Regions from separate parts of the Homo sapiens genome. Here regions 1, 2 and 4 are each linked to region 3. A link is a loop called in an ENCODE intact Hi-C map of the cell type or tissue named here. Cell type or tissue: PC-9. All regions are shown on one strand. Links, peaks and the distances in the headings refer to the core of each region. The heading gives the core; the rest is flanking DNA. Region 1 has its middle 17 kb from the start of RTL6. Region 2 holds the start of LINC01656 (long intergenic non-protein coding RNA 1656). Region 3 holds the start of LOC105373059 (a long non-coding RNA gene). Region 4 has its middle 24 kb from the start of SHISAL1.

Region 1 (7,275 bases), core at 592-5,591, 69 kb after region 3:
TGGTCATGTCTGGTTGGCCAGTGGACTCCCCACCTGCCTTCATCCCATGAACCATGGGTTAAGGGACTCAGAGGGAGAGGAGGTTTCTCATTCAAGGGGAGCCAGCATCAACCCCTTTAGTTTCCTTTTCCAGAATCTATGGAAGCTGGATCCCCACCCTCCAGTTGCCTGCTGCCCCAGGAAGGTGGATGAGACAGGGAACCACGGTGTTGTGGGATCCCCATGGTGGGGAGCACACAAGAATTCATGCATCAGAGCACTGCGGTGTGACCACCACCAGCCAGGGCCAGCCAGGAGAGGAGGCCAGGTGAAATCATGGACCAGAGCCACCTGGGAGGGCCCAGGTGGGAGCCGACATCTTCTCATGCTCAGCGGTGGATGGGAAAGTGGGAGAGGCCACCACCCTGCCAGGGCCCTCTCCCTGCGCCCTCTCTGAGCCATCCCAACACGTGAATAAACACAGCCTGGTGAGGCAAACAGTTTCGTTGAGTCCAGAGGGGCCCTTTCCCGCTCCTCCAAGCCGCAAGAGCCACAGAGAACTCTGGCCACAAGTCTTGAATTGTGTTTGAGCTGAACATTCTTTAGAAATAGACAGGGCTTAGTCTTAAACACCAAGAGGCTGTTCTAAAGACGAAAATGAAAAGAAAACCAGCTGGGCGCGGTGGCTCACCCCTGTAATCCCAGCACTTTGGGAGGCCGAGGCGGGCGGATCACGAGGTCAGGAGATCGAGACCATCCTGGCTAACACGGTGAAACCCTGTCTCTACTAAAAAATACAAAAAAAATTAGCTGGGCGTGGTGGCGGGCGCCTGTAGTCCCAGCTACTGGGGAGGCTGAGGCAGGAGAATGGCTGGAACCCGGGAGGTGGAGCTTGCAGTGAGCAGAGATCACGCCACTGCACTCCAGCCTGGGAGACAGAGCGAGACTCCTTTTCAACAAAAAAAAAAAAAAAAAAAAAAAAAAAGAAAATGAGAAGAAAACCTTGGAATCTGGCCAAGATGTCATTAAGGGACCTCCTACCTAGCAGGAAAGAGAGCTTCAACAGATCCCATATGGATTGGAGTTGGCAAGAAATAAAATTGCGTCTATTTATAGTCTCAACAAGTTGAGGTTCCTCAATAAACTCGTTACACATAATTCACTTAAATTATGAAAATCACAAACAACAAAGCTATTAAATAGGAAAAGAAGAGAAGACACTGGTGCCGTCAGTGCTGAGGGAGCTTTTAGGGCATGGAGAGTGGAGTGTGAGAGCGAAGTACCCTTAGCATGCCAGCTACCCCGAGCCATCTAGAAGAAACTTTTGTATCTGAATGAGAAAAACAACTCAAATAATGCACTGCACTCCAGCCTGGGTGACAAGGGCAAGACTCTGTCTCAAACAGAAAAAAGAAAAAAAGAATTGTATCTTGTGTGGAAAGCGTGTAGATGATAAGAATGTACAGCTCTTGTCCCACTTTATTTCTCCATTTACTGGAGGCATTTATGGAAGGTACATTATAGGTCTTTGTGGGAAGAAACAGAAAGAAATCACAGAAGCAATTAAGAGAGCTCAAATAATGGGATTTATGCCAGTTACATACAAGGATCTGCATATCTCAAGGACCCTAAAGTTTGTAATATCAGATGTTGGGAATAAATTCTATCACGTTACCACCAATAAACTTATTTTACAGTTAAAAAAAATTCAGATGGGGTCTTGCTGTGTTGCCCAGGTTGATCTCAAACTCCTGGCCTTAAGCAATCCTCACACCCAGGCCTCCCGAAGTGCTGGGATTACAGGTGTGAGCCATCACGCCCAGCCTCAAATTTCATTTATTTTCTTTCTTTTTTTTTTGAGACGGAGTTTTGCTCTTGTCGCCCAAGCTAGAGTGCAATGGTGCGATCTCGGCTCACTGCAACCTCTACCTCCCGGGTTCAAGTGATTCTCCTGCCTCAGCCTCCCAAGTAGCTGGGATTACAGGTGCAAACCATCATGCTTGGCTAATTTCTGTATTTTTAGTAGAGATGGGGTTTCACCATTTTGGCCAGGCTGGTCTCAAATTCCTGACCTCAGATGATTCACCCACCTCGGCCTCTCAAAGTGCCGGGATTACAGGCATAAGCCACTGCGCCTGGCCCTCAAGTTTCTTAAGATGAAAACTATCTTTTGTTTCTATTCCCCAGAAGCTATGGATCTTTGTGGGCCTTGGGAGGATTTCCTGCCCTTCCCCCAGTGGCCTGGAGCTCTTGTTTTATATAAGTGAAGGGTCTGGGAAAAGGTGTTGTTTTTCATGTTTGTGCATCAAAGAAGTGGCAGCTTTTGATGCTGTCCTGCCTGTCTCCAATATTCCCAGTGAGCACTCAGAGGAGGGAAAGAGTTTGTAGGGGACTGAGATGACCTCCGCTAGGGTCTGGATTCCCACTTATTCCAGAGGGTCACAGTATCCCATATTCAGCCCATAGGAATTTGTTACTATTTTAGCCATTTGCTCCTTTTCTGTCTTTCCAGCAGCCCTATGTTTTCTCATGCTCTGCTAACAGCGCCACAATTCATGTGCCTTGTCTTATCTCTCCTCGATGGGGCTGGGCACTATTTGGAATTTACTTCCTTGTAATCTTAGCTCTCTCATGGGCTCAAGAAAAATTCCAGTTTTGTACCTTTACTCACCGTTAGGTTAGGAGTGGTGTTCTTTTGTGGCTTTCTACATGCTAAGCCTCAGCTGACTTTTTAAAAACAATTAAGAGGCTGGGCACGGTGGCTCACGCCTGTAATCCCAGCACTTTGGGAGGCCAAGGCAGGTGCATCACTTGAGGTCAGGAGTTTGAGACCAGCCTGGCCAACGTGGTGAAACCCCGTCTCTACTAAAAATACAAAATATTAGTTGAGTGTGGTGGTGGGTGCCTGTAATCCCAGCTACTTGGGAGGCTGAGGCAGGAGGATCCCTTGAACCCAGAAGGTGGAGGTTGCAGTCAGCTGAGATCACACCACTGCACTCCAGCCTGGGTGACAGAGAGAGACTCTCTCAAAAAAAAAAAAAAAAAAAAAAAGGCCAGTCGCGGTGGCTCATGCCTGTAATCCTAGCACTTTGGGAGGCCGAGACAGGTGGATCACGAGGTCAGGAGTTTGAGACCATCCTGACTAACACGGTGAAACCCCGTCTCTACTAAAAATACAAAAAATTAGCCGGGCGTGGTGGTGGGTGCCTGTAGTCCCAGCTACTCGGGAGGCTGAGGCAGGAGAATGGCGTGAACCCTGGAGGCGGAGTTTGCAGTGAGCCGAGATCGCGCCACTGCACTCCAGCCTGGGCGGGACTCTGTCTCAAGAAAAAAAAAAAAAAAGCAATACAGTATAACAACTATTTACATAGCATTGACATGGCATCAGGTATTATAAGTAATCTAGAGATGATTTAAAGTATACTGGAGGGTGTGTGTCAGTTATATGCAAATACTGCACCATTAAGTAAGGGACCTGAGCATCTTCAGATTCTGTGGGGGTGGAGGTGTGTCCTGGAACCAACCCTGCAGATACCAAGGGAAGATCGCACTGCATGTAAATACACATGCTCCGTTGAAGGTTGTACACACTCATGTGGCTGTGCAACTGCAGGGTCACTGTGGAGAGGAAGTGCTCTCTGACATTTGTCTCCTTCCAGTTTCAACCCTGTTCCACAATCAAGTTTTGTATTTTCCTTCAAACAGGTCTTATACATCTCTTGTTATAGCTACTTAGTTTAATTTTATCACATTTACCTTGACAGTCTCTATCTGACTCGTGCTGGGTTTTGTCCTTTTTTCCTGTGACTCTACTTCTCAATTATTCATGATCTAGCTAGATAAACATGTCCTTGGCAGATAAGAGTGTCTGTCTCTCCTGCTTGAGGAAGCTCACTCCCTCAACTTATTAAGTCTAATTGACTGGAATTTCTGGCACTGGGTACCAGAGATGGGAAATAGCATTTTTTTCCCAGATAAGCTACTTCTGCTTTAATCATTTGGGGAGGGAACAGAAACCTGTCCATTTCATGGAGATTTTCTAATTGATCAGCATAGAACCGTGCGTAGTTTCATCTCAGGCTTTGAGAATCCTCTCTGCATTGATCACACCCTCTTTCTTCTGCTTAATTTAATCTGTTTTCTTTTTTTTATTGATTAGATTTGTCAGAGACTAACTGTTGAACTTATTTATTTTTAAAGCATCAGCTGTTGGTTTAAAGTATTCTCTCAGTTTTCTTTCTTATTCATTAATTTCTCATTACAGTTTCACCATTTCTTCTTCCAATGCCAGCAGCTCCTAATAAGTGAGGAAGGAGCCACATTTTAATTTACACATTACAAAATACGCTTCTTAGATTGTCACCGGTGTCAGTAAGAAACCGTGTTCCACAGCAATGAAACCTGGGAAGTAATGGATTAAGTAAATTTCCCTGCTTCTTTTTTTTTTTTTTTTTCCTGAGAAATTTTCTCAGAATGTGAAAAGGGCCAATGTCCATTTAGGATGTCTAAGGAAATTTAGCTTAAGTTCCTCTTAAACTAGTTAATTAGAATATGCTTCTCTGTCTTCTTTTTTTTTTTTTTTTGAGACAGATTCTTGTGCTATTGCTCAGGCTGGAGTGCAGTGGCGTGATCTCGGCTCACTGCAAGCTCTGCCTCCCCAGTTCAGGCCATTCTGTTGGCTCAGCCTCCCAAGTACCTGGGACTACAGGCGCCACCATGCCCGGCTAATATTTTGTATTTTTAGTAGAGACGGGGTTTCACTGTGTTAGCCAGGATGGTCTCGAACTCCTGACCTTGTGATCCGCCCACCTCGGCCTCCCAAAGTGCTGGGATTACAGACATGAGCCACCCCGCCCAGCCGCTTCTCTGGTCTTCTTTTAGGCCTAAGATGCCTCAGAATTCATGCTGGGAAATGCATTCCACACGGTCGATTGTTACTTTTGATATGGCCAGTTTTCGCTCGTGTCTCTCTGTGTCTCTGTCTCTGTCTCTCTCTCCTTCTCTCTCTCTCTTTCCCCCAAACCTATCTGAGATCATCTTGGATCCATGTCTGCCACGTCCAGGTATCATCCAGATGTTTGAGAAACGTCTCTTCTAGCATAATGATGATGATGATGGTGATTATGGTGATAATGATGATGGTGATGATGGCGATGATGATAATGATGATGGTGATGATGGTGATGATGGTGATGTTGATGATGGTGATGATGGTGATGATGATGATGGTGATGGTGGTGATGATGGTGATGGTGATGATGGTGGTGATGACACTCCTGTATAGCCTCTGATGGTTTACAGAGTTTGTAATACGTAGGCTGCTCAAGTTACACAGTTCAAAGGAGGGGGTAATAACAGCACTTCACTCAAGAGGTTTATTGCAAATGCTCAGGAAGTGTTTGGCTCAGTGTGAAGTGCCCAGTGGGTTACATAGGAAGTGAATGACTGTGAGGGGTGGAGCCCAGATTCAAACCCAAGCAGTGTGGCTCCAAGATCATGCTTTCCTCATTTTTAGAACAGAATTGTAGCCTTCTACTCATTATCTTTCCTTAAATGGACCCTCATGCAAGTCTAACATGTGTGTGGCTGAGTAATCGTTAAAGCATTAATTAGCATTTTTTAATCATGTATTTTTTCTCCTATCTCTCAGGTGAGCACTGTGCAGTCAAGCTTCTTTTTTTTTCTTTTTCTTTTTTTTGAAATGAAGTCTAATTTTCTCACCCAGGCTGGAGTGCAGTGTCACGATCTCGGCTCACTGCAACCTCCGCCTCTCGGGTTCAAGGGATTCTCCTACCTCAACCTCCCAAGTAGCTAGGATTACAGGCACCCACCACCATGTCCAGCTAATTTTTGTGTTTTTAGTAGAGACGGGGTTTCACCATGTTGGCCAGGCTGGTCTCAAACTCCTGACCTCAGGCCATTCACCTGCCTCAGCTCCCCAAAGTGCTGGGATTAGAGGCGTGAGCCATGTAATCCCACTGAGTCTGGCTCAGTCAGGCTTCTCTAGTTACAGGTAGAAGGGAAGGGTGTGGTGGGCAAGAGGCAGAAAATTCCCAGGAACACTTTCTGGCTTTTGTTCAAAATCCAAGTTCAGAGAGAGAAGAGGCTTCCCCTGGTAGAAGAAGAGTGATTGGGAAGAAACAAGAAGGGAATTAGGAAACCCATACACTGGAAAGACATTCCCCAGGAGGGAAGGTGAGGACAGAACTGAGAGCAGAGGGGTCCTGAGCCCTGTCACCAGGCAGAGCTCCTGCAGGGGGTGGATTTCGCGAGACGCGCTTTGTGGCCCTTCAAGTGATGACGGGCTACAGAGTTCAGACCCACCATTTCTCTGAAGATAAGGAAACAGATGCACAGAAGATTTTAAGATCTTCCTAGAAACATCGAAGAGTGACGAGATAGTGAGTAAAATCCGAGAAGGAAATTCAGAAAGGTGAAGCCTGCATTTGGGGCGCCTTCTCCCCAGAGAGCATTAGCTGATCTGGAAGAGGAAAGTCAGAGGCCAGGCAGCACTTTTGACAGCCTCACAGGGTGACGGGGACAATCACTGGTGTCCAGAGCCTGCCAAGCAAGGCTGGGGGCCCTGGCAGACATCCCTGACCCCATATTTAGGGTTGGGTTCCAAAAGGGTGTATATTAAGTATAAAGAGTACATTGGAATAAAACCAGCTCTTTCATGTCCTATAGCTTAGCTTCCAGTAACCAGGGTAGTGCCAAAAATCTCAATCCCTGAAACTGGATTAAGGTAAATCTAGAATGCCCAAGCACCTGGAGAAGGAAAGAAAATTCTCTCTGGAAGAAGATAAAGTCATCTTGGCCTCAAATTATTATTATTATTTTGGAGACAGGGTCTCACTCTGTCACCCAGGCTGGAGAGCAGTGTTACTGCAGCCTCAACTCACTGCAGCCTTGACCTCCCAGGCTCAGTGATCCTTTCACCTCAGCCTCCCAAGTAGCTGAGACTACAAGCATGGGCCATCATGCCCGGATAATTTTGTAAATTCTTTGTAGCAACAGGGTTCTGCTGTGTTGCCCATGCTGGTCGTGAAGTCCTGGGCTCAAGAAATCCTCCTGATTCAGCTTCCCAAAGTGCTGGGATTATAGGTGTGAGCCATTGTACCCAGTAGATTATTTCTACAGAGAGTTTTTCAGACATAATGTCCATCACCGCACAATCAAAGACAACCAGCACAGAAGGAGGCAAGAGAGCAGGAATGAAAACCAAGACAACAATGGAAAGATCCACAGTTATCTCAGATGGTAGAACTATAAGACACAGTCTTGACAACATGATCA
Region 2 (7,275 bases), core at 1,306-6,305, 110 kb after region 3:
GAAAGCACGGGGCTGACCCTCAAACACAGTCGGTACTACGGGTCCCTGCGAGGCTCTGGCCTGACTTTGTATGGAGGCTGTCCCACGCCCCTGTGTGGCTTGGGTTCCTGACCTCTTTGAACCTCATTCTACACTTCTGTAGCGTGGGGATCACAGTCCTACTTAGGTTATTGGGCTGTGCTGAGAATTAAGTAGGATAACACGTGGCAGCCTTTTTGAAACAGCTTTTGCCATCCTGCAGGGCTTCATAACTCCCCAGCTGGGTCCAGCCTTGACATTTACATAGAACTGTCTTATCCATAAAATTGCACCTGGTTCCCACAACAGCCCTCTGGGGAGGTATTCCTTTCTCCATTATGCAAATAATGAGATTTCGGCTCAGAGAGTATGAATCATTAGCCAAAGACGTGGCTCTGGCAGCAACAGCCCCCAGGCCTGTCTTACCCCGAGAGGGGATGCCCCATCTCCACCCCAGCCAACAGAGCGGAGGGCACATGCGTGCAGAGGAGGGGCAACAGTGTCCTCTTCTTCAAGGAGTCCAGCTCAGTCTGCAGGGCCACACATCCACACGACTTGGACGCCCTCCATGTCCTGGGGAACGTGTGAGTCAGAATGCCTGGGAGACGAGAATGCAGGCCAGGGCTCCCTGGGAGTCCGGACGGCAGGGCTGTCTGCATGGGCGGTGAAGTACGGTGCCTGCAACCACTTTGTTCATTCATTTTTTTCATTCATTCAGATGTCCACGGAGCATGGCCCCTGTGCCTGGTCCAAAGCCAGGGTCTCAGGAGTTATATCAGACAGGGACCCTGTACCCGGCCAGCTATCGGAACCTTAGCACAAATGAGACCTCAGAGCACAGCGTCCTCACAAGTAGTCATCAGTCTCAACTCACCTTCCCACCAGTGATGGGGGGGCTCACTCCCTTGCAAACCAGCCCCTCCCAGGACTAGACACCTCTGCTGTGAAAACATTCTTTTCTTTTTCCTCCCCTCCCCTCCCCTCCCCTCCCCTCCCCTCCCCTTCCCTTCCCTTCCCTCTTTTTTTTCTTTTCTTTTTTTAAAAAAGTGTGGCTGGCCACGGTGGCTCATGCCTGTAATCCCAGCACTTTGGGAGGCCGAGGTGGGCAGATCACGAGGTCAGGAGATCGAGACCATCCTGGCTAACACAGTGAAACCCCGTCTCTACTAAAAATACAAAAACTTTAGCCAGGTGTGGTGGCGGGCACCTGTAGTCCCAGCTACTGGGGAGGCTGAGGCAGGAGAATGGCGTGAACCCGGGAGGTGGAGCTTGCAGTGAGCCGAGATTGCGCCACTGCACTCCAGCCTGGGCGACAGAGCGAGACTCCATCTCAAAAACAAAAAAAAGTTTCATTGTGTTTGTTTTACTGTTACAAACAGTGCTCCCAGAAACATCTGGGATGTGTCTCCTGGTGTACATGGGCAGGAGATTCTCTAAAAAATGTTGAAGGGGCCGGGCGCGGAGGCTCACGCCTGTAATCCCAGCACTTTGGGAGGCTGAGGCGGGTGGATCACAAGGTCAGGAGTTTGAGACCCGTCTGGCCAACATAGTGAAACCCCGTCTCTACTAAAAATACAAAAATTAGCCCTGTGTGGTGGTGTGCGCCTATAATCGCAGCTACTAGGGAGGCTGAGGCAGGAGAATTGTGTGAACCCAGGAGGCTGAGGTTGCAGTACTCCAGCCCGAGCGACAGTTCGAGACTCCATCTCAAAAGAAAACAAAAAAAAAAATGTTGAAGGGAACTAACTACGAGTGCTCATCTTCACATTTACTAGATAATGCCAAATTGTTTTCAAAGTAATCACACCAATTTACACAATGACCATTTTATTAATTTCTACAAATTCTATTTGATTCTATTTCAAATCTTCTTGGTTATTTTATTTTATTTATTTTTTAGAAACAGAGTCTTGCTCCATTGCCCAGGCTGGAGTATGTGGTGTGATCACGGCTCACTGCAGCCTCAAACTCCTGGGCTCAAGCAATCTTCCCACCTCAGCCTCCCAGGCAACTGGGACTACAGGCAAGCACCACTATGCCCTATTAATTTTGAAATTTTTTATGGAGATGAGGTCTTGACATGTGGTCCAGACTGGTCTTGAACTGCTAGCCTCAAGTGATCCTCCCGCCTCAGCTTTCCAAAGTGCTGGGATTACTGGCGTGAGCCACCATGCCTGGTCCATTTTTAGAATCTCTTGTTCCCAACTCATATTTTGAACTCTCCTCTTTTTTGTGTCTTTAATTGTAGTAAACAGACTTATTTTACATTCCTCATCTGATAATTCTGCTATCTGGGGACTCTGTGGATCTGATTCAGCTAGGTGAGGTTTGTGCTGGTTCTTACTCATGGTGCCCTGTTTCCTCGTGTGTTTAGTGACTCTCAGCTGTAAGATGCTCCTGTGGTTGGAATGTCACCTTAATTGCTCCAGGGGGATTTGCATTTGTTTGTGAGAAGTCTAGAGAAAGCCATTTTCATCTAAATTCTCAGCCTGAGGTTTTTGCACACAGAACTGGAAGTGTCAATTGTCCCTATGAACTTGTTTGAGGGCTGGCTTGTGGTCATAAATCTTCAGGGGTAATTTTCCCATGCCATTTATGAAAGTCTTGGTAATACACCAGGGCACAAACTAGACCCATTCCTTGCCATCCTAGGTTTCCAAGGCTCATTTCAGGTCACCATGGTTAGCTGGTGACAGACACAGAGGCTTTCATGAGCATCTGAATGATGGCAGTACGGCTTACCATTTATTGCATCTGAACCTTAGTGGGTGCTGGGCATATGATACTCACTTATTTGTCAGCACAATAATCCTATGAAGTAGGTATAAGTATTATCCTGTCCATTTTACAGATGAAGAAACTGAAGTTAAAAAGGGATATCTTTATCCTCAAGGATATCTTGCCCAAGATCCCCCAGCTGGCCGGCCTGCGTACATGGGCGCTCTTGGACTCTGGGCCTTCTGCACTGAGCTTTTGTGGGTTTGGTGTTTATTTCTGTTATTGTTATATTTTTCTGGCACCATCAGGGGCTTGAGTCCCCGCTGCGCGATCGTTTGCTGCAGTCCCCGGTTCAGACCGCACAAAGCCCCTCCCTGGCGGAGCATGCTTGTCCCTCACCGTGTCGATGAGTCGTGACTCATGCTACCTTTGCTCTGAATTTAGAGGCAGGGAAAGGCGAGGGAGGAGGAACACCTCGAGCAAAATGCCATTTCGTGTTGGCAGCCAGGCAAGGCAGCCTCTGTCTGCCCAACCGATAGACAGCGGTGGAGTTCTGGGTACAAGCTAAGGATAAAGTTAACATGGGCAGGGGGGAAAAATGCCCTCTTCCAGAACAGACAGCTGGGTCCCAGCAATTCATGCTCCCTGGCTTCCTCCACTGCATGCCATTTGCACGTCCTGGCTGGAGACACGCTTACTCCAGCCTCTCCTGGGGTCAAAGAGGGGGTCATCTGCCTGGCGCGCTGCCTGACACAGAGCAACATCAGGGGCTAATCAGGGGCCGGCAGGTCATTGGCCTAAAATTCTCCTGAGCAGCAGGGTTCCTGAGTGTCTCACCCTGTGCACCTGGAGCCAGTGTGACAAACGGGCCCCTCGGCTATGCCGCCCTCCCACCTCAGCCCACACAGCCTGCCGTCCCTCAGCCTCTGATTCCCGTGCCCGGGGCTGGGTGGTGCTGGGGACACAGAGGAGCCAGCCCCCTGCACTGCCTTTTGGGAGTTCCACAGTCTGGTGGGAACTCGGGCACAGACAGAGATAGTGCAGCTGTAGTGTGGGAGCTCCGTCTGGAAGAGGGCAAGGAGGGCTTCCTGGAGGGGGTGTCAAAGAATAGGTAGCATGAGTAGAAGGAGTAGATTCTCTCTCCCTCTGAACCTGGTTAATTCCTTCCTGACCTTCAGATCCCGGCTCAAACATCACCTCCTCCAGGAAGCCTTCCCTGATCTCACCCACCTGGAATTCACTGTAACAGATGGAAGGGCCCTGCCCCTCTTCTTCCAGGCCCCACTAGCCTGAGCTCCAGGAGGCAGGGACCACATGAGCTTCAGCCCCTGGAGACCCCCCTAGCATCCAGCAGGAGGCAGCATACCGATTATGGGTGCAGGCTCCGTCACTGCCTAACAGCATGGCAAGGAGCTTAGCCTCTCTGGGCCTCTGTTTCCTCTCCTGTAAGATGGGGTTACAAGAGGGCCACCCCCTAGGCCTATTGTGAGACTTCATGGGTAACAGAGGTTGAGGCTGGAGGATAAGGCAAGTGTCTGAAACACGTTAGCGATGTTTATTTACTAGACTAGTGCCTGGCTCAGAGCATGGGCTCTGTAGACACTGGTAGAATACATGCACGGTGCCTTGCTCACTTCATTTATTTATGATCTTCCTCCCTCCCTGGTCTGTGGGCCCTGCGAGAGCAGGGCCGGTGCATTCTCGGTGCCCAGCACAGCCGGCCTGTCATCAGTGCTGCGGGAGGGACAGGAGGGGTACCTGCAGTGAGGCACAGGCCACGCCCCCTGCACGCCGACTGGGTTAATCCTCTACGGCTCAGGGTCCTGCAGGTGACCAAGGTGGAGCTGGGATTTGAAGCCGAGCCTCTGACTCCCAAAGCCAGACGGGTCTAGGTTGTTCTGCTCATTCCAAGCCGGGCCACCGCCTGTATCAGGTTCTCCTGCAATGTTGACGTCAGAAGCCTCTTCATTTACTTGGGGGCCATTACATTAGCAGTGAGGATAACATTACTAAGGTGCACCAAGGGCGGGCCGTGTTCCCTTAGCCTGGCTTTGTTTAAGCCTCCCAGTAATCTGGGGAGAAAAAGTAGGAGAAGGACCGGAATCTTCCATGCAGTGGGCACCCGCCACCCACCAGTCTCCATGAAGATGCCCCATCACCCCCAGGATCTCATTGGAGGCTCACAAAGCGGTTTGTCTGACTACTACTGGAAGCCTGGAAGCACTCACAATACCAGGGCTTGGAAAGCAGCCGACAGAATCATGCATGTGCATGTACACACATGCATGTGTGTGAGTGTGTGTGCACACATGAGCACATATGTGCATGTGTCTGTGTGTGTGCATATGTGCGTGTATGTGCGCAGACACCACCAGCCTCCCTTTGCAGGGGTGCAGTACTGGAGGACCGAGAGGGGCCACACATGCATGCGGCTGGTGGGGGCTGAGCTGAGCATTTCTGTCACTTTCTCCTTCTGGTGACTGTTCCCCTCCCCAGAACAGGAGTCTGGCTCCAGGTACAGCTAGGCCCACCTTGCTTCTCACTGGGGACTGGGACTAGTCAGCCTTGGAGTAACATGACAGGCTCCAGGGTTCCAGTTCCTCGCCATCCTGGCCCCGCAGAGAGACTTCAACTCCAGGAGGATTCTGGACTTTTCTGACAACCCCGGAGACAGCACCTTCCTTCCACAGCCCCAAGAACAGAAAAAAAAAATAGCGCAGACAAAAAAAATAGTTCAGAGAGCCAGTTTCCCCAGCAGGATTCTAAAGGGAAGTTTCATGGCCACCACCGGGGAAGGGAGTTCCTTCCTCCAGGACTGGCCTGAGGCCCTTTCCCCTGCCCTCCCTGCTCCCACCACCTCCCTCTCACTCCCTGCCGCCCTCTGCCTCTTGTATCTCCTCAGCTACCCCTTTCCTTCCTACCCGCCCTTCCCCAGGAGTGGGTGACAGTCCTGGTGGCTGTGTCCTCTGGGCTTGCTGGGCCCACCTTCTCCTTGTGGTCCTGGTCCTGACCCTGCAGCCACCCAGGCAAAGGAGGCCGCCTCGCCCTGTCTGTCATCTAAGGGCCCTCTGGGTGGTCACGTCACCCTGTCACCTGCCTCCAGACCGAGGCCACACAGTGCAGGGTCATGTTTCAGTTCTCATCTCCCAGCGAAATTATCTCAATTTCTTGGAGCCTGCTCCAGAATTGCTTTTCTCTAAACCCTCATTACCGAGAACACAGTCTTAGATGCTATGTACTTCTCAGGCGTCCTCAAAGAAGCCCCTGAATTACATGCGAGCTGCCCCTGGCAGGTCCCCACTCAGGGCGGCCACTTTGCTGTCAACAGCAGAGCTGGCGAGAGGAGGTGCCTGGTGGCTCAGGGACCAGAACGTGCGGCTCTCAGATAAATTGAGTTTTGCAACTGAACTGTCTAATTCCTCGAGGAAATTGTCAAACCATGTCCACGGAAATCCTGGTAAATCTTAGAAGTGGCTGCTAGAGGCTAAAAGTCAGAGACACCAAAGGTTATTAGGAAAATTACTCCTCCTGGTGCTGGGGGTGTTGGGGAGAGGCACAGTTTGAAGCAAGGGCTGATGGCTGCGGAGGAGGCATGGCTGGGGGAGGGCAGGGGCTGGAGGCTGTGGCCTGTTCTGTGGGGCCATTGTGGCTGGCATTTCCCAGGGTGTGGCTCCCAGGCCTGTCCATCACACCTGCCCCCCCAGTGCTGCTGGTCCCATTTGCTCTCCCTCCTATGGTAATTCAGAACAAATAGAGCTGAACCCAGCAGGTTCCTCCCGATGCCAACCCTGCTGGCATATCATCTCTGCCACTCAGGAGGCAAGATCTCCAGGCATGTGGAGGTGCTGGGGCCTGGACCCCAGGGTGCAGAACTGACCGTTAACAAGAAAGAACCGCCAGGAGGGGACACCAAGGCATGAGGATCCGGGAGTCCCCAGGATGGGAGGAGGGAGGTGCTGGGCCCTGGGATGGAGAGAGACTGACCCCCCACCCACTCCCATCTCAGCAATGTCTACGCGCCCGCATCATGCTCAGGGGTCCCCAGACTAAGGAAGCCCCGCCCACACTCCTCGCATTGTGCCTCTGCCTCTCTCAGCCGGGCCTCTGGGAGTGTTGTCTACACTCCCCGTCCACCCTACCTCACCCATAGGGAAGGCTTCGCTTCCGTCACTCACTGAGGTGGCTATGGCCAAGGTTGAAGGCCACAGTGACTCCTGGACCCCTGGAGACCCATCTCATCCCCTTGTCCCCTCAGCAGTGTTTGCCCTCTTTGGCCCAGAGCCCCCACCACGCCCTCTGAGGGCCGTGGCCAGCTCTAAAGCCCTGAGAGGGTTGCAGAGTGCTGGGGTCTGGGGGGCCCCTGGCCATGTCCTTGAGGCTGCTCAGAGCCCCAGTCTCTGCCCCTGCACAGCGGGAAGCTGAGCTGGGGAGGCTGTGAGAGCAGATTTTCATGGAGAGGCACGAGGGAGGAAGATGGGGCGGCCCCCGCCCTGGCCCCAGGCTCATTCTCCTGGGGGCTCCCTCTGCAGCTCCCCAGGG
Region 3 (7,275 bases), core at 1,503-6,502:
TGAATGCAGTTTAAGAATGCAATTAAATTCACAACACCTCATATCTAAATTAGAATGATTGGGAAAAAGCAAGACTCTCAGAATTGGAATGAACGGACACCTGGGCAGATTGTGATGAAACCGAGCACCAGCGACCCCTGAATCCTGCTATGCATCCTTAGTTCAATAGAGGCAGCCTCTCCTCCTGCGTGTGTGGAGGTCAGTCTCCCATTGCCTAAGAGCCTGTAGTGACCTCTTCTGAGATGGCCGATCCCCACCACCTCTCATTTCTTCCAGACCTGTCACTAGACTCATGTCCAGTTGGCACCAGGGCGCTGGGTACAAAGAATGACCAGGAGGAAAGTACACTACCACAGCCAGGCTCACCTTGGGTGTATTGCACGTTTGGTTCCAGACCACCACAATGAAGAGAGTCATAATAAAGCAAGTCACACAAATGTATTGGCTTCTCAGTATTATATAAACTGGGAAACGTTGCCCAGATCCATCAGGCAGCTACAGCCTGAGGAAACGTATTTCTTAAATAATAAGACTTGAAAGTCAAAATGACTCCTTGATCCATGGGCTGCAGAATGGATGAAGTGTTTTGTTTGTTTGTTTGTTTTTGAGACGGAGTCTCACTCTGTCGCCCAGGCTGGAGTGCAGTGGCACAATCTCGGCTCACTGCAAGCTCTGCCTCCTAGGTTCATGCCATTCTCCTGCCTCAGCCTCCCGAGTAGCTGGGACTACAGGCACCTGCCACCACTCCTGGCTATTTTTTTCTGTATTTTTAGTAGAGACGGGGTTTCCTTGTGTTAGCCAGGATGGTCTCGATCTCCTGACCTCATGATCCGCCTGTCTCGGCCTCCCAAAGTGCTGGGATTACAGGCGTGAGCCACCGTGCCTGGCTGGATGAAGTGTTAGCAGGCATGAAAACAACATTCTTCTTATACATCTCCATCAGAGCTCTTGGGTGACCAGATGCAGAGTCAATGAACAGTACTATTTTGAAAGGAATCTTTTTCTGAGGAGTAGGTCTCAACAGTGGGCTTCAAATATGTAGCAAGCCATTCTGTAAACAGATGTGCTGTCACCAGGCTTTGTTGTTCCATGTATAGAGCACACAGGCAAAGTAGATATAGCATCCTTCTTCTTCTTTTTTTTTTTTTTTTTGAGACGGAGTCTCTCTCTGTTGCCTAGGCTAGAGTGTAATGGCGTGATCTCGGCTCATCGCAACCCCCGCCTCCCGGGTTCAAGCAATTCTCCTGCCTCAGCCTCCCCAGTAGCTGGGACTACAGGTCCCTGCCACCATGCCTGGCTAATTTTTGTATTTTTAGCAGAGACGGGGTTTCACCATGTTGGCCAGGCTCATCCCGAACTCCTGACCTCAGGTGATCTGCCCACCTCGGCCTCCCAAAGTGCTGGGATTACAGCTGTGAGCCACCGCACCCGGCTGGTATAGCATCATTCTTAAGGGTCCTAGAATTTTCAAGGTTTTCAGAATCGCAAATTAACATTGGCTTCTACTTAAAGTCACCAGCTTCACTAGCCCCTCGCAAGAGAGTCGATCTGTCCTCTGAAGCTTCAAAGCTAACCATTGACTTCTCTTCTCTAGCTATACACTAGATGACATTTTCTTCCAATAGAAGGCTATTTTATTTACATTGGAAATCAGTTGTTTAGTGTAGCCACCTGCATCGATGATCTCAGCTGGATCTTCTGGATAACTTGCTGCAGCTACTCCATCAGCACTTGCTGCTCCACGTTATGCTTTTACGTTAAGGAGACGGCCTCTTTCCTTAACATGCTGTGGCTGCTGGGATCTGCCAATCCACGTCACTCAAATTTCACATCAGCAAGAAGGCTGTTTCAATTTCTTAGCATTCTATGTTCACTGGAGTAGCACTTTTTTTTTTTGTTTGTTTCCGGAGAGGAGTCTCACTGTGTCAACCAGGCTTGAGTGCAGTGGTGCAATCTCAGCTCACTGCAACCTTCACTTCCCAAGTTCAAGCGATCCTCCCGCCTCTGCCTCCCAAGTAGCTGGGATTACAGGCATGCGCCACCAGGCCCAGCTAATTTTTGTATTTTTAGTAGAGACAGGGTTTCACCGTGTTGGCCAGGCTGGTCTCGAACTCCTGACCTCAGGTGATCCACCCACCTCGTCCTTCCAAAGTGCTAGGATTACAGGTGTGAGCCATTGTGCCCGGCTTGGAGTAGCACTTTTAATTTCCTTCAATAACTTTTTCTTGGCCGGGCACGGTGGCTCACACCTGTAATCCCAGCACTTTGGGAGGCTGAGGCAGGCGAATCACCTGAGGTCAGTAGTTCAAGACCAGCCTGGCCAACAGGTGAAACTCCATCTCTACTAAAAATACAAAAATTAGCCTGGCGTGGTGGCACGTGCCTGTAATCTCAGCTACTTGGGAGGCAGAGGCAGGAGAATCGCTTGAACCTGGGAAGTAGAGGTTGCAATGAGCTGAGATCGCTCCACTGCACTCCAGCCTGGGCAACAGAGTGAGACTTTTTCTTTGCATTCACAATCTGGCTAACTGGCTCAAGAGCCCCAGCTTTTGGCCTGTCTCAAGCTTTTCACATGCCTTCCTCACCAAGCTTAGCCATTTCTAACTTTTGATTTAAAGGGAGGGATGTGGACTCCTCCTTTCATTGAAAACTTAAAGGCCATTGTAAGGTTATAATTGGCCTATTTTTAATATTACTGTGTCCCAGGGAATAAAGAGGCCTGAGGAGAGGAAGAGAGACAAGGGAAAGATGGGTGGGCGGAACCCTTAGAGAACACACGATATTCCTCCATTAAGTTTGCCGTGGTTTTTGGCGCCCCAAAACAATGACAATAGCAATGCCAGGGATCACCAAAGGCATAGTCACCACACTAGACAAGGAATCCAGCTGCAGTGCTTGCTTTGGGCAGAGGAAATACCGGATGAATACAGGAGAGGAGGCCCTACACACCAGGCACAGCCATGTGAGCGGTGGTGGAAGGGAAGGGGGTCAGTTAGGAGTACTCACACTTTATGCTGTTGTTACTAACATTTTCAATCACATTAACCAATTATTATTATGATTATTTAGAAGGAATTTTGCTCTTATCGCCCAGGCTGGAGTGCAATGGTGTGATCTCGGCTCACTGCAACCTCCGCCTCCCAGGTTCAAGTGATTCTCCTGCCTCAGCCTCTCGAATAGCTGGGATTACAGGCACCTGCCACCACGCCCAGCTAATTTTTGTATTTTTAGTAGAGATGGGGTTTCACCATGTTGGCCAGGCTGGTCTTGAACCCCTAACCTCAGATGATCCACCTGTCTCAGCCTCTCAAAGTGCTGGGATTACAGGCATGAGCCACCACGCCCGGCCCCCATATTAACCAATTATCATTTCCTTCTTCCATTCCCCTGCTATCTCACATAAGCTGTGTTCATCGTGACTGGCCTTACGTCTTGATACTTAAGTCACAGGATGTCAAAGAGGGAGTGACTCAGCCAGAAGGGGGATTGCCCCCTTCGCAGATGGAGAAAGTCTCTTTTTGAGGCTGGGAGGGTAGAAGGTTAGTGCACTTTCGATTTTAATAAGGAACAGTTGCATCGTGTGAGGAAGCAGCCTGATTTCATTGCTGTCTTTATTAGGAAGTTAAATATAGTGAGAAGGGGTTTGTTTAGATGGCAGGCTGACAACTCGCGGGCTGTTGGCAGGCAAAAGCAAGCAGGCTGCGCTCCTCTGAGCGACTTTGTGATCGGAGATGGGGAGAGACCGCTGCACAGGTGCTCCGTGAGTTCCAGGGTGTCCGCACTCTTCCTCACCCTGGGTCCTGCTCATGCTCCCCACCGTTGACCCTGCTGCCCCGACAGTGGCCCTGGGCTTCCCCACAGAGGTGGCAGCTGCAGAGGCAGCAGCTCCTGCAGCCTCTTGGCCAGACCTCCCCCGGCGCCCTGACCCGTGCAGCTGGATGTGCGTGACTTTCTCATGACTTTCCTGCAAGCTCCGAGCTGGCCTCCTGCCCCAGGCTTCAGGAGGGCTGGCTGCTGAGTCTTTCCTGACTCTCCCGCTCCCCTCCTCCCCAGCTCCGCTCCCCTGCTCTTCCTAGGATTGTGCAAGGTCTCATTCCTATGATGGGCCCCTCCTCCCACAATGCTCATTGTGGCTTCTCTTCCTGGACTGAACTGGGCCTAGGATAACCACTCAAGCCACTGATCAGCTAGGAGAGTAGAATAAAGATATTTCGAGGCTGGGCACGGTGGCGCACACCCGTAATCCCAGCACTTTCGGAGGCCAAGGCAGGCAGATCACGAGGTCAAGAGATCAAGACCATCCTGGCCAACATGGTGAAACCCCGTCTCTACTAAAAATACAAAAATTAGCTGGACGTGGGCCAGGCGCGGTGGCTCACGCCTGTAATCCCAGCACTTTGGGAGGCAGGTGGATCACGAGGTCAGGAGATCAAGACCATCCTGGCTAACACGGTGAAACCCCGTCTCTACTAAAAATACAAAAAAAAAAAAAAAAAAAAAAAAAGCCAGGTGTGGTGGCAGGCGCCTGTAGTCCTAGCTACTCGGGAGGCTGAGGCAGGAGAATGGCGTGAACCCGGGAGGCAGAGGTTGCAGTGAGCCAAGATTACGCCACTGCACTCTAGCCTGGGCGACAGAGTGATACGCTGTCTCAAAAAAAAAAAAAAAAAAAAAATTAGCTGGGCGTGGTGTTGTGCTCTTGTAGTCCCAGCTACTCGGGAGGCTGAGGCAGGAGAATCGCTTGAACCTGGGAGGCAGAGACTGCAGTGAGCCAAGATTGTTCCATTGCACTCCAGCCTGGCAACAGAGCGATACTCCTTCTCAAAAAAAAAAAAAAGATATTTCGAGTTTTGCAATATAGCAAACACTTTGTATGGGCTTGTATGACAATGGATATAGGACAATGGACACAGACACTCCCACTCAGGAAAGAGGAGAAGGAGCATCTGGGGCACCAGCTTGCACCGAGGCACTGTGGACCACAGTCTGGCGAGAGCCTGAGCCTGCTGGGGGCCCCAGGGGAGAGCTTCGAGAAGGGAATGCTTCGAGGGGTAGACAATTGATAGGGAGTTTGGTAACAGGAACTTGGGAACAAGCTAAGAACAAAACAAAGCAAAGAATATTAACTTCAGAAAGACAAAATGTTGTTTAAGGAAGTGTACATAGCATAGTGTACTCTGCGATCAGCTGTGAATAGCATTTTCATAGTCATTGCGATGTGAACACTGATGATTGATTCTTTTTCTTTTCTTTTTCAGCCTGAGTTTCACCCTGTCACCCAGGGTGGAGTGCAGTGGTACTATCTCGGCTCTCGGCAACCTCTGCTCCTGGGTTCAAGCGATTCTCCTGACCCTGTCAGGGTGAAGGAAGGGGAGACCCTGTTGGCATCACAAGAGAATCTGGGTCAAGCCATGCCTGAAGCTGGTCAATCCAGGGCCCTCTGCATTTTAGGAGCCAGTAAGTTGCACTTTTTCCTTAAGTCAGTTTGAGCTGGGTTCTGACCTGGTCGGTAACAGACATCACACTGCATTCTTGCATCAACTCGGCAAGTCGCCACCTGATCTCTAATTTACTGCTGTGGGGAGTGAAGGTGGGGAAGGAGAGGGTCAACGTCTGCTCCCTCCTGTCTCTGTGATCCTCAGATATGAGTTACGGCCTGGGGCCCGAGCCGGGCTCTCACTGCCTTGAGGCCCATGGTCCTCACTGCTGACCACCTCTGTGTTTCTCCTTTCTCTAAGAAGCCCGTTGGTGGGAGAAGCCACCCTTGTTCTCAGGCAGACACCTGCAGATCGCTCAGCCTCAGTTGCTTTCAATCCCAGCAAGAGAGGCCTACCGCTCAGAAGTTTTCTTTGCCATGAGTGGAACTTCAGATTTTTTCTGTAAACCTGTGAAGCAGCTCAGCTTCACAGAGAACTCCAAACTCTCACGCCTCTGTGTGACCTTGACCAAGTTCATTAACCTCTCTGTGTTTTACTTTTCCCATCTGTAAAATAAAGTGGGTGGATTAGACCAGCACTATAATAGACATGGAATTTGAGCCACATACAGAGTTTGTGGCTAAAGTTTTCTAGCAGCCACGTTTAGAAAAGAAATAGGTAAAAGTATTTTAATAATACATTTTATTTAACTCAATATATCCAAAATATTGGTACAACATGGACTCTAGATGAGTTGTTAAAGAGACATTTTGCAATTTATTTTATTTTATTTTTTTGACATGGAGTTTTGCTCTTGTCACCCAGGCTGGAATGCAATGGTGAGATCTCGGCTCACTGCAACCTCCGCCTCCCAGGTTCAAGCGATTCTCCTGCCTCAGCCTCCCGAATAGCTGAGATTACAGGCATGCACCACCACGCCCAGCTAATTTTGTATTTTTAGTAGACACGGGGTTTCTCCATGTTGGTCAGGCTGGTCTCCAACTCCCGACCTCAGGTGATCTGCCCGCCTCAGCCTCCCAAAGTGCTGGGATTATAGGGTGAGCCACCACACCCGGCCACAGTTGCTTGCTTTCTCACGAAAGGTTTAACACAAGCCGGTAACTCTCCTGGGTGGTGTCCTCCATACAGTGACTCAGGGACCCAGCCAGGCCACTTTCATGTTCTCCAGTGAGGAGGAGGAGGAGGAGAGAGCTGGGCATGGCCTGGCTGTGCAGACCACCCTATCCCATTGGGCAGAGCTCAGGAACATGGCCCTACCTTAGTGCAAGGGGGGCTGCGGGTCAGAGTCTTCCTCGGACCTGGGAAGATGAGCGATGCTTCCAGTGAATGGTTTTGTCCGCCTCAGGGCCCTTGCCCATTCTCTCCCCTCTGCTTGGAATGTTCTTCCTTTCCCTTTTCTGGGGATTAAGTTCTGCTTATCTCTGGTGGGATGCAGTGGCTTACGCCTGTAATCCCAGCACTTTGGGAGGTGGAGGCGGGTGGATGAGTCAGGAGTTCGAGACCAGCCTGGCCAACATGGTGAAACTCCGTCTCTACTAAAAATACAAAACGTAGCTAGGCATGGTGGTGCCTGTAATCCCAGCTGCTTGGGAGGCTGAGGCAGGAGAATCACTTGAACCCAGGAGGCAGAGGTTGCAGTGAACCGAGATCACCCCACTGCACTCCAGCCTGGGTGACAGAGCAAGGTTTCATCTCAAAAAAAAAAAGGAAAAAAATTCTGCTTGTCTCAGATCAAATGTCACTTCCTCAGGGAGGGCAGGGGCCTGGGAGCCAGGCAGGGCTGGGTCCTGCAGGCGCAGTTACCCACCACCCATGGCAGGCAGCAGCAGGAGCTTGGGCT
Region 4 (7,275 bases), core at 933-5,932, 210 kb after region 3:
AACCAGGGCCCTCATTCACCAGCCCCTCCCCCTGCCTGAGAGCCACTGTTCCAGCCACACCTGTCTCCTCAGCTCCTTGCCTGGGAAACTGTGATATTGACTATTGACAGCACTGACAAATAGCACCTACCCCACCTTACGATGTAATGCGCATCACACGCTGAGAACAGAGCCCGGTGCTACCCGAGCGGGGCTTATCATCAGTGATCGCCTACAGATGAGGAAACTGAGGCCAGGAACAGCCTGCATCCCCGGGGTCTCTTGTGTTTCAGCTTTGGGAAGTGAAGTTGGTGCTCCCCAGTCCCCCAAGCCTCCTGGCTCCGTGTCACCTCGTAGCCGACGTCCTCCCAGTGTGCCTGGGCTGCTCGGTGGTCCCTGACCCAGGGGCATCTCCATGGGCCCTGAGCCCTAGGACTCGGGGGGACAGACAGGTCTGCACAGCAGCCTCTGGAGTCCAGGCATTTCCCTGGGAGCTCAGTCCCTTGTGAGACTCAGCTGCCCCCAGCACATAGCAGGGCCCCTGCAGCCAATCTTCTCCAAACTGATGGAGACGATGTCTTTTCTTTCCCACGTTGAATGCCCAACCATCGGGAGCTCAGACTTCATCCTGAAGGTACCCATGGAAGGTCTGTAAGCAGAGGAGTGGCGAGGTCAGGGGCTGTCCCCTCGAGGGACAGTGGAGGATGGGCTGTAAGGCTCTGCACCCCTTTAAAAAGGCAGTAGCATGAGTGGTTGCTGAGGACGTGGGTATTTCTATTGCTGCAAAATGTAACAAACTGCCACAAACTTGAACTCTTAAATCACCACCCACCTGCTGTTTCACAGTCCTGGAGGCCAGAAGTCTGCGTGGGCTCAGTGGGTTATCTGCTTAGGGTCTCACAAGGCTGACCTCAAGGTATCAGCAGGGCCGGGCCCTCGCCTGGAGGCTCCTGGGCTTATCTGGGGGTGTCAGCAGAATCCAGCTCCTTGTGGCTGTAGGACTGAGGTCCTGTGTCCTTGCTGGTGTTGGTTGGGGGCTCTTAGCTCCTCACTGCCTTGCCCTGAGACCCCTGCACCGCACTGCCTCATGCCTACCCCTCTCACCCGGGGTCTCTTGGGCCCCAGCTGCTGTCACCAGTCAGAGAAAATGCTCTGCTTTTAAAGGACTCATGTGACAAGGTCAGCTGAGCCAGATCATCTCCTCTTAAGGTTTGCTGATCAGTCACCTTTGTGACACCTGCAAAGTTCCTTTCACAGTGCAGTGTAGTTACAGGGAAACACTGGGGAGGGGGGTCATGGTGTGGCTTAGAGCTGGGCCTGCTGCATGCACTTTGTTTGCAGACAGAAGCCGCCTCTTGCCTCCTTGCCAGGCCTGGAAGAGAAACCTGTGTTTACACTTGTGACCAAGAGGCAGGTGGGCAGGCCAGAGAGGAGGAGCTGGGAGACTGTGGAACCCCCAGGGATGAGATGATGGCCTTTGGCAAACCCCACTGCTGGCATCTGTGCAGTGCATCTGGCCTGCGAGCTTCCCGGACCCCGGCACCCAGCTCACCACACCTTCCAAATCTGTGGGACCGCAGTCAGCCATGGCGATGATGCCTGCACACAGAGCAACTACTACGTACCCAGCCCCAAGCAGTCAAGACTCACAATACAGCAGCAGCCAAGATGCAGATTCAGCTCTGACCCCACAGCCAGCACCCCTAACCAGTGGGCAGCCCTTCCTCCCTGTGACCCATCCCTGTAGCCACAGGGAAGCCATGGCTTTGCTGTGACACGAGGCTCCTGTGGTCAGTTGGGAGAGCAGGAGCAGGGACAGGCAGCCAGCCAGCCTCACCCACTGGCAAAGGCACAAGGGCGGCAGTGAGCAAGCCAGCCTTACACCTCAGAGGAGGCCAGGGCTGGGAGGCAGAGGCCTGGCTGCTGGCTGGCTCCTCTTTCCCTCCCAGGATCCTGGGCTGAGTCTCCCCACCTCACGGCCTCCGCCTCCTCCCAGGTAGACAGGTGGAGTGAACACAATGCCCTCCAGGGCCCACCAAAGTGCTTCCTCCTGCCTGGAATTGATTGATAAATAAGGAAACAGAAGCTCAAAGAGGTGACAACTTGACCCCGCCCTGTCCACCCTACCCAAGGAGCAGAGCAGCCACCCAGTCCAGGGCACTGCCCAGCTTGGCCACACCCTTGCCGGAGGACTTTGAGGGGGCAGGGTGCATCGAAATCTCTCTGAGCCCTCGATTTTGAATTTAGGAAATGGGGGCTGGGGGATTGGACCCCTTGGAGGAGGAAGGGGCTGGGGGTGGTCCTTGGGAGGGTGGGGGGCTGCTCCGCAAGGAAGCGGGGGAAGGTGAGGGAACGTGTCGAGACCTGGGACCAGCTGGTCGCACCAAACCGGAGCCCCCTCACCCTGCCCGCCCCAGGGTCTTGGCCTCCAAGCACCACCCTCTCAGAAAGGAAAGAGGGTGCGATGCCTCCTGTCCCCGACTCCCGATTAAATGGCTGCAATTTTGATGTGGCAGGTGATCTTCTCGGGAAGCCTGGCTTTAAATTTAGCTCCCTCCCCAGCCAGCCCTTTGAAAAGGCTGCTCTCCACCAAGGGAGAGAGCATGAGTCATCGCCAGGCCGCCCTGTGAGCAGTCGCGTTTGCGGGGGAGCAGGCCTCCCGAAGTCAGAGAAATAGTAAATAGGGATGGAGGATGAAGCCACGACAGATGTGGGGTGTCGGGCTTGGCCTGGCACGCAGTAGGTGCCCAGAAATGGGGCAGGGGAATGTCTCCCAGGGTAGTCTGCATAGTCACCTGCACATGCCTCCTCCAGCGCAGCCGGGAGCAGAGACGCAGCAGTATTTGTTGAATGGTCCGTGGATGACAGCTTACATGCTTACATGCTCCGTCTCACTGGACTCACACAATAGCCCCCGAGCCTACGCCCTCACCTGCCTCGGCAGATGCCTGGAGGGCGGAAGGCTTAAGAGTGCTCCCCTGCCCCCAAAGATATCCGCATCCTAATCCCTGGAACCTGCCAGTGCTACCTTATACGGCAAGCAGGGAAAAAAGGACTTTGCAGAAGGGGTTGAGTGGAGGATTTTGAGATGGGGGTATTATTTGGGATGATCAGGGTGGGCCCTAATGCAATCACAGGCATCCTTATAAGAGGGAGGCAGAGGGAGCATCCGCCCCGAGGCTGTGGGAAGAGGAGTGCAGGGAGATCTGAAGATGCTGCCCTCCAAGGCCGGGTGATGCCGCCGCAAGCTGAGGGTACCACTAGAGGCTGGAAGGGGACAGGAGGCTCCTCCCCTGGAGCCTCCAGGAAGAGCGGCCCCGCGCACCCCTGGATTTTGGCCCAGGGATACCCATTTGATTTCAGACTCTGGAACTGTAAAGTGGGTGGTCATCTGGTTGGGGCAGCACAGGACACGAGTGCACAGAGAAGTGAACGGCCTTGGCCAAGGCCATACAGCTGGTGAGTGGCCAAACAGAGATCCAAACCCAAATCCATTCAGTTCCAAAGTCCACCCTTTTTCCTGCCGACCCCTCGGCCTCCTGGAAAAGCAGAAGGGATGTTGATGAGACCAAGTACCCACGAAGCGCCAAGCATTCATTTATTTTGGGTTAATCAACAGGACCATTGCCTGTTATGATCTTGTCTCTCATCTAATCCTCACATTGACCCTTTGAGGTCATTCCCATTATGCAAATGGGGAAACTGAGGCTCAGGGAGGCAAAGTAGTTTTGTCCAAGGTAGGCGAGCCCATGCCAGAGACAGAAGGTGAAGGTGCAGGGCCCTGGGAGCACTGCGGAGGGCAGCCCAGCCCAGCACATAGTGGGCCTGTCATGGGGTTATGAGGAGGCCATGGAGTGACCGCCCAGGACAGCCACCGTGCCTTGCAGGTTTGACATGGCTGGAGCTCCGGCACCTCACTGCAGAGGAGGCTGGGCAGGTGGGCTGGGCCACAGGCACAGGAAAAGGGGATGGAGTTTCATCCTGTAGGAGATGGAGTGACAGAGCCTTAACATTTGGGCCGTCACCAACCCGACAGTGAGCTTCTTTGGGGCAGGGACCTCTTCTGGTCTGTGGGTGTCCAGCACTACCTGGGACAGGCACAGAGCCCCACCCAGTGGCAGGTGAAGGGCGGAGGGAGGGAGGATGAGGGGGAGGGGCTCCACTAAATGATGACGCTTTCCACATGCCCTGAACACACCACACACACACACACATACACACACAGATACAAAGACACACACCACACAGACACACACACATCACACATACACACACAGACACAGACACACACAGCACACATACACACACCACACACAAACACTACACACACACCACACAGACACACAGAAACACACACCACACATACACAGATACACACACCGCACATACACACAGATATACAGACACACACCACACACACAGACACACACCACACACACACCATACATACACACACCACACACACAACGCATACACACAGAAACACACACCACACATACCATACACAGATACACCACACATACATACAGATACACAGACACAAACCACACATACACCACACTTACCACACATACACAGACACACATCACACATGCATGCACACACACACACCACCACACATACACGTGGAAACATGCACCGACACACTCACCATATGGAGATTCCAGACATGCGCACCCCAAAAAGGGAGATGCCTCATTCTACCACCCCCGCATGCCAACAGCCATCGCACACCCCAGCACACACAGCACACACCCCACTCATTCACACCATCCACTCACACCTCACACACACCATTCACTCACACCCTCACACACACTCACACACCACCACTCACATCTCACACAGACACAACCCACACCACTCACACCCTCACGCACACTCACATACACACTCACACACCCCCACCACACACACAAAACCACACACACCATTCACATCCTTACACACACATAGACACCACACACCACACACACTATTCACTCGCACCTCACACACATACATACACACTGGCACTCCCCACACCACACACACCCTCACACAAACCCACTCATATACACACACACGCCACATCCCCACACTACTTATACCCTCACATACAAACACACCACAGACCCCACATACAGCACACACACAGCACTCACACCTTCACACACATACACCACTCACACCCTCACACACACCCACTCATACACACACACACACCACATCCCCACACTGCTTACACCTTCACATACAAACACACCACAGGCCCCATACACAGCACTCACACCCTCACACACACACGCCACTCACACCCTCATACACCCCCCAAACACCACCACACACCATTCACTCACACCTTCACACACTCACACACACCACACACCCCACAAACCACCACACACCACTCAAACCCTCACACACATCACTCATACTCACACACACACAGCCTGAGACACACACATTGACACACATCACTCACATATACATATCACACTCGTATCTTCATATATACACACAACACACTCTGCTCACACTTTCATACACACACACATACACACACATTCACAAACACACCATACACAGCGCAGACCACACACCAACCATACCACATACACACAACGCACACATACAACACACACATTTATACTCATATACCACACATGACACACAACACACATAACATACATATATAACACACAACACACACTCTTATACACACGTACACACACAACACATACAACACACACACAGCACACACTTTCAACAGTCCTAGGTATACTCACAAACATACACATCTCACACATACCACACACACCACCACACACTATATATAACACACAGACACACCGTAAACATACATCACACACCTCATATACAGTACCACACAGACATATGACACACACAAGACACACACACCACTCACACACTCTCATATTCACACACATACCACACTCACAAAAAACACACAGCACTCACACACTCTCATATTCACACACATACCACACACACAAAACACACACCACTCATTCAGATTCTCTCATACACACATACATATTCACACATGTACCATACACCCCACACATTTAATACGCATACACAGAACACACATAGCACATGCACACACCAAACACCACATACAAATCACACATACAACACACACACACCACTCATACAACAAACACAACACACAACACACACATACACACACTATACACCACACACACAGACACCACACACACAACACACCCCATCCCAGCAACACAGGCGGCCTGCTGTGACACCCCTACACTTCCTCCCCTTGCTCAGCCCGCATCCCTCAACGCTGAGTGTCCCTGGCACTGAGAGCCTGAGACACGGTCCCTGCTAGGGCACAGATGACAGGCACCTCTCCAGCATAACAGCCAAAATCAGACGGGACAGTCTGGCAGGCACCTTCCAGCCCCGCCACCACCAGCACCGGGCACTTCTACCTGTTCCATGGCCTCTCTTGGCCTCAGTTTCCTCCGTCCCCCTCTTGGGATATTTGCCAGGCGCCAGGAGAAGTATCTCATGGGCCCAGTCTCATTTAGTCCTCGAGACACTCTATGCGGGAGGCAGTGCTGTGACCTCTTTAGGAAAGAGAACTGACGTTCAGGGAGCTTCTGTGCCGTGCCCAAGGCCACCTGGCCAATTAGGGACAAAGTGCCACCTTGCTACAAATCCCATGAGCCTTCCCACTGGGCAACACTGCCTGCCCCTGTGGCTGAGCAGGCACTGCCTCCCTGAACCCTCACTGTGACCCTGACCTCGCCCTGCTGGGGCATTCATGGGGTCCCTCTGCCCCTCCCATGAGCAGGGCCCACATCGGCTCCCTTGGAGGGAGATTGTGTCCTGCTTGGGCAGCTGCTCAAGCCAGGTCCACTGAAGACAGGAAGGGATGGACACCTGTGAGACAGGTGGGGAAACTGAGGCACTCCAACAGTGCAGGCTTCCTAGGGTGGGCGCCCCAGCACCATTCCCACTGTCCAGCTGGGTGCCTCGGGCATGAGGCTGAGCCTCCCTCTTATCTTTGAAAGGGGCCCAGGATGTGGCATCGGAAATGCCATCTGGATTCCCAGCCCCATCAGTGGGTCACGCGCAAGCTGTTGCCAGGCACCTCCCGCTGTCTTGGTTCCTCCTCAGTAAGGAGAGGGTGCAGCACTTGCCCTCGGTGCCTTCTCTTGATGTTTACTAAGGTACCTGTGAGGGGCCAAGGCTGGAGGACTGGGCCTGGACGTCAGGCAGACCTGGGCTTGAGCCCCGATTCTGCCCCTAGCTGGCTGTGTGGCTCAG

The links. Hi-C counts contacts between places; a loop is a spot of excess contacts. Peaks named below come from ENCODE experiments on the same cell type or tissue, not always from the same donor. Only the 100,000 strongest peaks of a DNase experiment are listed, where the experiment ranks them.
Region 1: it touches region 3 in a loop (2.3-fold over the local background); 5 of 110 quality-filtered maps call a loop at or near these places.
Region 2: it touches region 3 in a loop (3-fold over the local background); 5 of 110 quality-filtered maps call a loop at or near these places.
Region 4: a loop joins it to region 3, with 4 times the contacts of the local background. A loop is called at or near these places in 6 of 110 quality-filtered maps.

Annotation. Positions count from the first base shown.
Region 1 is chr22:44,477,846-44,485,120 of GRCh38, reverse strand. It overlaps the pseudogene MRPS18CP6. Among named protein-coding and RNA genes, the nearest start is that of RTL6, 17 kb to the left of the region's middle. In PC-9, for the core only: no CTCF peak of the experiment used is centred there; DNase peaks (open chromatin) are centred at 2,110 and 2,610; H3K27ac peaks cover 2,381 bases.
Region 2 is chr22:44,441,784-44,449,058 of GRCh38, reverse strand. It overlaps LINC01656 (long intergenic non-protein coding RNA 1656), which reads right to left and starts at 5,732. Exons shown (of 3, transcript NR_109966.1): 1 at 5,658-5,732; 2 at 5,268-5,417; 3 at 4,271-4,675. RefSeq lists enhancers at 1-212, 392-1,055, 3,673-4,402, 4,403-5,132. In PC-9, for the core only: CTCF peaks have their summits at 3,907 and 4,119 (motif pointing right); DNase peaks (open chromatin) are centred at 2,398, 3,178 and 3,528; H3K4me3 peaks cover 1,170 bases; H3K27ac peaks cover 3,101 bases.
Region 3 is chr22:44,547,591-44,554,865 of GRCh38, reverse strand. It overlaps LOC105373059 (a long non-coding RNA gene), which reads left to right and starts at 5,256. Exons shown (of 3, transcript XR_938300.2): 1 at 5,256-5,454. RefSeq lists an enhancer at 3,888-4,415. In PC-9, for the core only: no CTCF peak of the experiment used is centred there; DNase peaks (open chromatin) are centred at 3,425 and 4,065; H3K4me3 peaks cover 1,859 bases; H3K27ac peaks cover 3,562 bases.
Region 4 is chr22:44,333,136-44,340,410 of GRCh38, reverse strand. No RefSeq gene overlaps it. Among named protein-coding and RNA genes, the nearest start is that of SHISAL1, 24 kb to the right of the region's middle. RefSeq lists enhancers at 1,317-2,080, 2,081-2,844. In PC-9, for the core only: a CTCF peak has its summit at 4,056 (motif pointing left); DNase peaks (open chromatin) are centred at 1,970 and 2,570; H3K27ac peaks cover 363 bases.